2 separate regions of the Homo sapiens genome follow, and region 2 is linked to region 1. The links are chromatin contacts, found by Hi-C or POLR2A ChIA-PET in ENCODE. All regions are on one chromosome and are shown on one strand. The core of a region is the stretch at or near the end of the contact, and the rest is flanking DNA. Distances in the headings are between cores, read along the strand shown.

Region 1 (4,294 bases), core at 893-3,392:
CTGAGGCAGGAGAATTGCTTGAACCTGAGAGACAGAGGTTTCAGTAAGTGGAGATCGCGCCACTGCCCTCCGGCCAGGGCGACAGAGTGAGACTTTGTCTCAAAAAAAAAAAAAAAAAAAAGAAGTGGCTGATGCCAAGCGTCAGGAACAGATCCCTGCAAGTGCCCACCCCAGCTCCTGTAGGGGCTTCTTTTTTATTTTATTTTATTTTATTTTTTCTTTTGAGACGGAGTCTTGCTCTGTCGCCCAGGCTGGAGTGCAGTGGCGTGATCTCCGATCACTGCAAGCTCCGCCTCCCTGGTTCGCGGCATTCTCCTGCCTCAGCCTCCCAAGTAGCTGGGACCACAGGCGCCCACCCGCCTTGCCTTCCCAAAGTGCTGGGATTACAGGCATGAGCCACCGCGCCCGGCCCTGTAGGGGCTTCTGGCCTGAGCCCTGACCCCCTCTGCCCCTTCCCCACAGAAGTTCAGAGGCTCCGTGCTTGCAGTTCCTCCACCTGTTCCGGCTCTCTCTGTGTGGCCAGCAGCTTCTTGTCCACTCGAGACTTGGTTTGACTGGACCTCCTCTTAAATTTTTAAAAAATTTTTAATTTATTATTAGTAGTATCATTTTTTTGAGACAGACTCTCGTTCTGTCGCCCAGGCTGGAGTGCAGTGGCGCTATCTTGGCTCACTGCAACCTCTGCCTCCTGGGTTTAAGCAATTCTCCTGCCTCAGCCTCCTGAGTAGCTGGGATTACAGGCACCACGTGCCACCACACCTGGCTAATTTTTGTATTCTTAGTAGAAATAAGGTTTCACCTCGTTGGCCAGGCTGGTCTCAAACTCCTGGCCTCAGGTGATCCGCCTGCCTCGACCTCCCAAAGTGTTGGAATTACAGTTGCCGCTGTGAGCCACAGCACCCAGCCGGCCTCCTCTTGCTCTGTGGAAAGGAGGTGCCACCTCGGGGTCCTGCACTTCCTGGGCAAGGCCAGCTGGTCAGCCTAGGCCCTGGCAGCCTCCTCCTCCCTGCCCTGAGGCCCCAGCACTGCCCCCTTCCTGCTTCCACCCCTGCTTCTGACTGTTCCAGAACCCTCTGTGGCTGCTTCTCATGTCACTCAGGGCCCACATCCTCCCCATTTCCTGCCCTTCTGTTTGCTCCTGTGTCCCCTGGGCACAGGGCCTTTGCACGGGACTGTCCTCCTGACCCCTGCTGGTCCAGAATGTTCTTTCCCAAGGTGGCTGGCTCCCTCGTCTCTCAGGCCCTTCCTGAATCTTCAGTGTCCTTCTCTCACCTTCCCTGACCACCTCTTCATTCACCTCCTCACGAGCCCGCCCTGTTTCTGGTTTCTTTTTCTTTTTTTTGAGAGTCTCGATCTGTCGCCCAGGCTGGAGTGCAGTGGCGCGATCTCAGCTCACTGCAACCTCCGCCTCCCAGGTTCAAGCGATTCTCCTGCCTCAGCCTTCTGAGTAGCTGGGATTACAGGTTTGTGCCATCACGTCCGGCTAATTTTTGTATTTTTAATAGAGATGGGGTTTCACCATGATGGCCAGGTTTTGAACTCCTTATCTCAGGTGATCCGCCCACTTCGGCCTCCCAAAGTGCTGGGGTTACAGGCATGAGCCACTGCGCCTGGCCTGGTTTCTTCTTTTTACAGCATTTATGCATTTGATATGCATATGCTTGTGGCTGGCTCACTCCTGTGGAAGGGAAGGATTGCCGGGGCTGTGTCACCAGCACCTGGGACAAGGCAAGTGGCCCTAGTGCCAGGCTCGTGCCAGGCCCTGGGCTCCAAAAGAAGAAGGTGGGGAGGGAGGTGACAGGGACACAGGCCATCTGGGGGTGGCTGTCAGAGTAGTGCTGGGAACAGCAGGTGAAGCCCAGAGGAGGAGAGGAGGAGGAGAGAGAGGAGGGGGATGGGGGATGGGAGTGGGGGATGAGTGGAGGAGGATGGAGGAGGAGGGGAATGGGGAGGAAGATGGGGAGTGAGAGGAGGGGGATGGGGGAGGAGAAGGAGAAGGAGGAGGAGGAGGAGGAGAGAGGGATGGCTTCCCACAGCTGCCTCTCGGGGGCCACTGCCCAAGGCCAGCCTCTGCACTTTTGTCCCTGAAGCGGGTGTTTGGCTCCAGGATGAGGTGGCGTCAGCAGCCGACCCGGGCCTGTCGCACTCTGGCGGGGGACTGTGGGCTGGCCCTGCAGAGCTCAGCCCCCGGCTGAGTCACAGCACAGCGCCAGGCGTGGGCCTCCCTAACAGAAAGCAAACTCCAGGCGAGAAGGTCTGGGGGCGGGTGGGGACCATCTACGATAAAGGCAGCCCCAGTTGGGTGAGGAGGGCACAGACCATCGGAGGGACAGAAAGACCTGGAAGCCTTGGATTTAGGAACTAGACTGGTGCTTTTGGTTTCTTTTCTTGTTGAGGGGGCTGAGGATGAGGCTTTGTGAAACCAACCAGGAAGAATGAAACACAGAGCTGGTCCGACACCCAGCTCGAGGGAGGGGGGCCGGAAGCTTCTGGAAGTTGGCTGCCCCTAAGCAGGGGCCACTCTAGCCCACAAGGCCAAGTTGGCAGAGGCAGACGAGGGGACTCTGCGGCTCAAGTCACGGGCCAGGAGCCCGCAGCTGCCGGGCTGGAAAGGTCAGAGCCGGCTCTGCGTCTGGCTGCGCCGGCAAGAAGCCACAATTACGCAGGCAAAAGAGCCCGGGGATTAGCCCCAGCACCTGGGACCCTGAATGGTGAGAAGGCACCTAGGGGGTGTTGGAACACATTCTGAGTTCAGAGCCTGGTCAGGGAGAAAAAACCAAACGGAGATCAGGAAGGGGAAGGGGCCTTCGAGGGCTTTCCCATCCCAACTTCCCAGGATGCCTGACCCCAGAGCTCCTGGATTTGATCCACGCCTCGTGACACACACAACCCCTGGGAGGAAGGAGCCCAGGCCCCTTGGAGAGCCCCAGAGGCCTCTAAGGGCCGGTGAGTCTAGGACATGGGGCAGGAGCTGCAAATGGGGCCTCCCTGCTCCCCACCCTTCCTTCCCTCCTCCTCTAAACATTGCCCCACCCACCTCGCCCTGTGAGCCCAGCCCCCTGCACGGCCCACACTGTAGGGGCATGGGGTGTGCCAAGAGATGCTCCTGTCGACCAGGCGCAGTGGCTCATGCCTGTAATCCCAGCACTTTGGGAGGCCAAGGCGGGAGGATCACTTGAGATCAGGAGTTCAAGACCAGCCTCGCCAACATGGTGGAACTGTGTCTGTACTAAAAATACAAAAATTAGCCGTCTGTGTTGGTGCACACCTGTAATCCCAGCTACTCAGGAGGCTAAGGCAAGAGAATCGCTTGAACACACGAGGCAGAGGTTGCAGTGAGCCAAGATTGTGCCACTGCACTCCAGCCTGGGCAACAGAGCGAGACTCCGTCTCAAAAAAAAAAAAAAAATGCTCTTGTCCAACAGGCAGGTGGGTGCCGTGGGCCGGTGCATCCCAAGGCTTCCAGGCCCGGGCCCCCAACTGCTGCCCCTGCCTGTGTTGAGGGGGCGGGTTTGTGAGGTTCAGGGCAGGCCACATCCTGGACCCCACATGCCCCATCTCTAACCATCAATCAAGTGCCGCTGTGGCGGAGAGGATTCAGGCGACTGCAGATATCCATCCCTGTCCCCCACCCCACACACAAGGAGAACATCCCAGGCGAGGACATTGTAAATGCAAAATCTATACGATGGCAAGTAACTCTGAAGACTCAAGAAAAAGAGTTCCTCACGGACGGGACCTTTTATTCCAATCACCTCTCAAAATAGGTCTCCGAACGAGGACCCTGAAGAGAAGGCTATGCAGGGGGACGGGCCGCTGCCTGGCTCAGGGCTTCCCTCTGGTTTCTTCACGGTCCACAGATGCTACCCGGAGCCTTTCTCGAAAGCGCTGACTCAGTGTCTCAGGTGCGCGCCCGAGGAGTGGCAAACCCGGCCTGGCTCAGAAAGGGGGCAGGAGCCTCGTGAGAATCTTCCATGAGCATCTTCCGAGGGGATTCCTGTCCTGTCTTCTCTGTGTGAACGCCAGTGTGGACAGATGAGGATAGATGATGGAGTCCAGGCCACCCAGGAGGGGGTGATGGGGACCATGCGTGGCCCCTGCCTGGGACTTCCCTCCCCACACACCCCTTGGCATTAACGTCTCCACAGAGGGGAGAGGGTTATAGGACAACCTGGTGTGGGGGGCGCCGGGGACTCTCAAGAGCCCCCACTGTCCAGATGCTGGTCTTGCCTTTTGTAAAAGGACATCAGTGCCTCACTGTGCCGCTGACACCTGGTGAGAACTCTCAAAAGGA
Region 2 (4,294 bases), core at 1,314-3,813, 210 kb before region 1:
GTTGTATGCCAATGTTTATAGCAGCTCTATTCAGAATAGCTACCAAAATGTGAAAAAATCCAAGTGACCACCAACAAATGAGTGGATCAACAAAATGTACATGTACATATATACAATGGAATATTATTTGGTCATGAAACGGAATGAAGTACTGATATTTGCCACAACATGGGTGCATCTTGAAAGCATGATGCTGAACGAAGCCAGACACATAAGGCCACATGTTATGTTTTCATTTTTATGAAATATCCAGCACAGGAAAATTCATAGAACAGGAAGCAGATTGGTAGTTGCCAGGGGCTGAGAGAGGGGGAATGAGGACTGGCTGCTAATAGGTACAGGGTTTCTTTTGGGGATGATACAAATGTCCTGGAATCAGATCGTGGTGATGGTTACACAACTCTGTGAGTATGCTTAAAACACTGAATTTATTGCACACTTTAAAAGCGTGAATTTTATGGTATGTGAATTATATGTCAATTTTTAAAATTGTATGAGAAAAACAAGTTTTCCCTGGCATCCTGTATTTTTATTTGCTCAATCTGGCCACCATAACTTGATGCAATTCTACAGTACCTCATGGACAGTCAGGCCCAGTGACCCTTCCTAGGGTCCCCTCGAGCCTGAAAGCATACTCCAGTGTCCACACTGTACAGTGGGGCAGCCGAAGACAACTGCGGCTGCAGAGAAAGTGCGAGTCCCAGGGAAAGAAAAAATGCAGGTGCTAAGCCAGGCACAGTGGCTCATGCCTGTAGTCCCAGCGCTTTGGGAGGCTGATGCAGGAGCATCACTTGAGGCCAGGAGTTCGAGACCAGCGCGGGAAACATGGCGGTACTCCATCTCTACAAAAAAAACCCAAAAAAATTAGCCAGGCATGGTGGCATGTGCCTGTGGTCCCACCTACTCTGGGAGCTGGGGTATGGGGGCTGAGGCAGGAAGATCGCTTGAGCCCGGGAGGTAGAGGCTGCAATGAGACAAGATTGCACCACTGCACTCCAGCCTGGGTGACAGAGAGAGACCCTGTCTCAAAAAAAAAATTTTTTTTTAAATGTGGGTGCTATTTTGGGACTTTGGGCTTTTCTCAGCCTCAGTTTCCCCTCCTGCAAAATGGAGTAGAACAATTATCTTCAAATATCTGTGAGAGATGGTGTTTATGAGACACTTAGGGCAAAAAGGCAATCATCCTCAAAAAAGAAACTGACAACTGCAGCGGCTACCTGCTTTTGTAAGTAAAGTTTTATTGGCACCAGGGCCAGGATTAAAGGGAGGCAAACAAGGCTGAGTGGTGCAAGGACAAGGGTCTGATCATGTCTTAAGAGTTTTAGTGTTTTGGCCAGGCAAAACACCAAAACTCTTTGGCCTGCAATCCCAGAACTTTGGGAGGCTAAGGTGGGTGAATCACCTGAGGCCAGGAGTTCGAGACAAGCCTGGCCAACATGGTGAGACCTCATCTCTACCAAAAATACAAAAAATCAGCCTGGTGTGGTGGTGGGCACCTGTAGTCCCAGCTACTAGGGAGGCTGAGGCATGAGAATAGCTTGAACCCAGGAGGCAGGGGTTGCCGAGATCATGCCACTGCATTCTAGTCTGGGCAACAGAGAGACTCGTCTCATAAATTAAAAAAAAAAAAAAAAAGTTTTGGTGTTTTGGCCATATGCGGTGGCTGACACCTGTAATCCCAACACTTTGGGAGGCCTAGGCAGAAGGATCTTTTGAGGCCAGGAGTTCAAGACCAGCCTGGGCAACATAGTGAGATCCCCGTCTCTAAAAATAAAATAAAAAATAAAAGTTTTGATGTTTTGTTCATCATAAATGTTTTCATTAATTTTATGTTTTTAAAATATTATTTCTCTTGATGGCTGAGTTTTGTGGGGCCACCTTAAATTTTGCACAGGGGTGAGATCCTCACTCGCCTCACCCTAGAACCCGTTCTGCTGTGTGTACTGGGCACATTTTTTGTTGTTGTTTTGTTTTTGTTTTTGAGACAGAGTCTCGCTCTGTCGCCCAGTCTGGAGTGCAGCGGCGCTATCCCGGCTCACTGTAACCTCCGCCTCTTGGATTCAAGCGATTCTCCTGCCTCAGTCTTCTGAGTAGCTGGGATTACAGGCGCGCGTCACCACCCCCAAGTAATTTTTTTTTTGTTTTGTTTTGGTTTTTTTTGTTTAGTAGAGACAGGGTTTCACCATGTTGGCCAGGGTGATCTCGAACTCCTGACCTCAAGTGATCTGCCCACCTCGGCCTCCCAAAGTGCTGGGATACAGGCGTGAGCCACTGCGCCCGGCCAATGCGCTGGGCATATTGATTAACCTATCTTAGCCTCAGTTTCTTCATCTGCAAAATGGGGCTGAACGATGCTGCCTTACTTCTGAGAGGATTCATGCAAAATATTTACTTCTGCGCTCTGCTGGAGGGGCGGGGCCAGCTCGCCCAGTGGGGGCGGGGCCCTGTGGTCGGGCTCCCCGGGAGGGGCGGGGCCAGGCCGTGTCAGCTGACCGGCCTGGCCAATGGCACCTGGCGGCGGGGCCTGGCAGGCCGGGGCGGGGCCGGGGGCGGGCCTGGCGGCGCGGACTCCCGGGCCATGGACGAGTCGAGCCTCCTGCGGCGCCGCGGGCTCCAGGTGAGGCCCCTGCGCGGGCGGGCGGAAGGCAGAGGGCGCGGCCAAGTGGACGCGGCCTGAAAGGTGCCGGGAGGGGCGGGGCCTTCACGGGCTGTAGGGAAACTGAGGCAGAGGGTGGGGAACGCTCAGATCGCTTCTTTTTGACCACCCGCTTCTCAAAGTGCTTTTTCTCATGGTGGGAAGGGGGAAGGTGCCCCCTTGGACATCTAGGGAAACTGAGGCTCCAAGCGATGGCGTGGGAGGAAGAGGCTGAGGGCTCTGCCCCTCCCCACCAGCTGTTCTAATAATAATGCTAGCAACAGCAGCCAGAGAGCTCACCATATGTTCATGGTTGTTTTAGTCCTATTACTAGCGATGTATTAATATGAGTTCATATGTATTAATACCTCCTTGGGTCGTCGCTGCACCACTGTACACCCTCAGCTCAGCCCTACGACGACCTGGGGAGGTTGGGGCTGTCAGGCGCCCATTTGTCAGAATAAGGAAACTGAGGCTCTAGTCCCGGAAAGCCACTCTCCAGAGGTCGCCTAGCTGGGATTCGATCTGCGCCCTCAACCAGCTCTCTTACGGCACAAGGCGCTGCCAACCAGCAGTGTGACCTGGGGGGAGGGCACCCTTGCTTCTCTGGGCCTCAGTTTTCCAATGAGCCATAGGGTCCTCCTTTTACTGAGTTTATGTTTAGGAGGCTGTGTCATCAGGAGGTAGGGACACAGGCGTCGGGGACAGCAGAAGCCTAAGTTTGAAGCCACACAGGGACTACATGACCCCGGGCAGCCACCCTTTGACTTCTCTGGGCCTCAGTGTCCCCATTATAAGAAAAGAAAAACAGGAATTAAGATTTGGCCATTTTCCTCTGGGACTTAGACCACACCCTTAAGAAGCCACCAAGTTTTCAGGTAGGGAACCTGGGATTCAGCACTTACCCAACGAACATTTATGGAGCGCCTGCTGTGTGCCTGGCTCTGGAGAGGCAGCGGAGTGTTCTGCAACCTCTGGAGCTGCCCTCCTAGAAACCCCAACCTGTTGGGGGAGGTAGACGCCAGAGCAGCGGTGACCCCACGGAGTGATCAGTTGTGATAAGGGACTCACAGCAAGTGAAGGAGGCGCCTGACCCAGTCATTGCTGGGAGCCCTGGGGTAGAGGAGGCAGCCAAGGGTGGCGAGGCATTGCAGCGGGGGGCGGTATTTAGGGAAATGAAAGAGGTTGACAGAAGCTGGAACCTAGGGAGGACTGAGCAGGTGGGGTGGGGGTCGGGGACTGAGGTTAGCTCCGGGCGGGTTGAGGGGGTGAGAGGAATGGGGCCGGCGGGTCTCCAACCTGGAGCCGCACCGGTAGCTGCGGGACTGCGAACTCAGCAGGTGATGGGAAGCCAGGTCGGGAGTGGTCAGGGAAGGCACGGGCTGAGCTGCAGATCAGAGACACCCGGTCTCTGGCCGCGCGGGGGTGGGGCAGAACTGGAGGCGCTGAGGCCAGAGGCAAGAGTGGGGGACTTGGGCGGAAAGGAGGGGGCGGGGCGGGATTGGCGAGCAGCGTGGTGTTGGTGGGGGGGCAGTCCCGCCTCCAGCCCCAGTTAGATGCCAACCCGCCCGCAGCCTCTTAAAATAGAGAAACCGCCTCCGGGTAGGCGAATGGGGGTGCTGCTGACGTCAAGAAGTGGGGCCTGTTCCATGGTGGGGG

The links. Hi-C counts contacts between places; a loop is a spot of excess contacts on that map. ChIA-PET counts read pairs that join two places held with the same protein, here RNA polymerase II (POLR2A). Pooled maps may share reads with other maps.
Region 2: a loop to region 1 is called in a pooled map, with 4 times the contacts of the local background. The contact joins the promoter of MAST3 here to the enhancer-like site in region 1. A Hi-C loop is called at or near these places in 1 of 37 single-sample maps with no recorded cell type and 7 of 50 pooled maps. POLR2A ChIA-PET finds 5 or more read pairs at or near these places in 11 of 52 experiments (B cell, CD4-positive, alpha-beta T cell, CD8-positive, alpha-beta memory T cell and 8 more).

What each region holds. Positions count from the first base shown.
Region 1 is chr19:18,302,514-18,306,807 of GRCh38, forward strand. LSM4 (LSM4 homolog, U6 small nuclear RNA and mRNA degradation associated) reads right to left here. Exons shown (of 5, transcript NM_012321.5): 5 at 3,723-4,294. Among named protein-coding and RNA genes, the nearest start is that of LSM4, 18 kb to the right of the region's middle. RefSeq lists enhancers at 2,186-2,565, 2,456-2,961. Within about 2 kb of position 2,143, at least 37 of the 41 ENCODE cell types and tissues checked have a DNase peak (open chromatin) inside an H3K27ac peak, as active enhancers do; they include B cell, CD4-positive, alpha-beta T cell and GM12878, where a contact is called at or near this core.
Region 2 is chr19:18,095,215-18,099,508 of GRCh38, forward strand. It overlaps MAST3 (microtubule associated serine/threonine kinase 3), which reads left to right and starts at 2,564. Exons shown (of 28, transcript NM_001393504.1): 1 at 2,564-2,617. The coding sequence starts at 2,579. It also overlaps a transcript of IL12RB1 not described here. RefSeq lists a silencer at 2,299-2,808.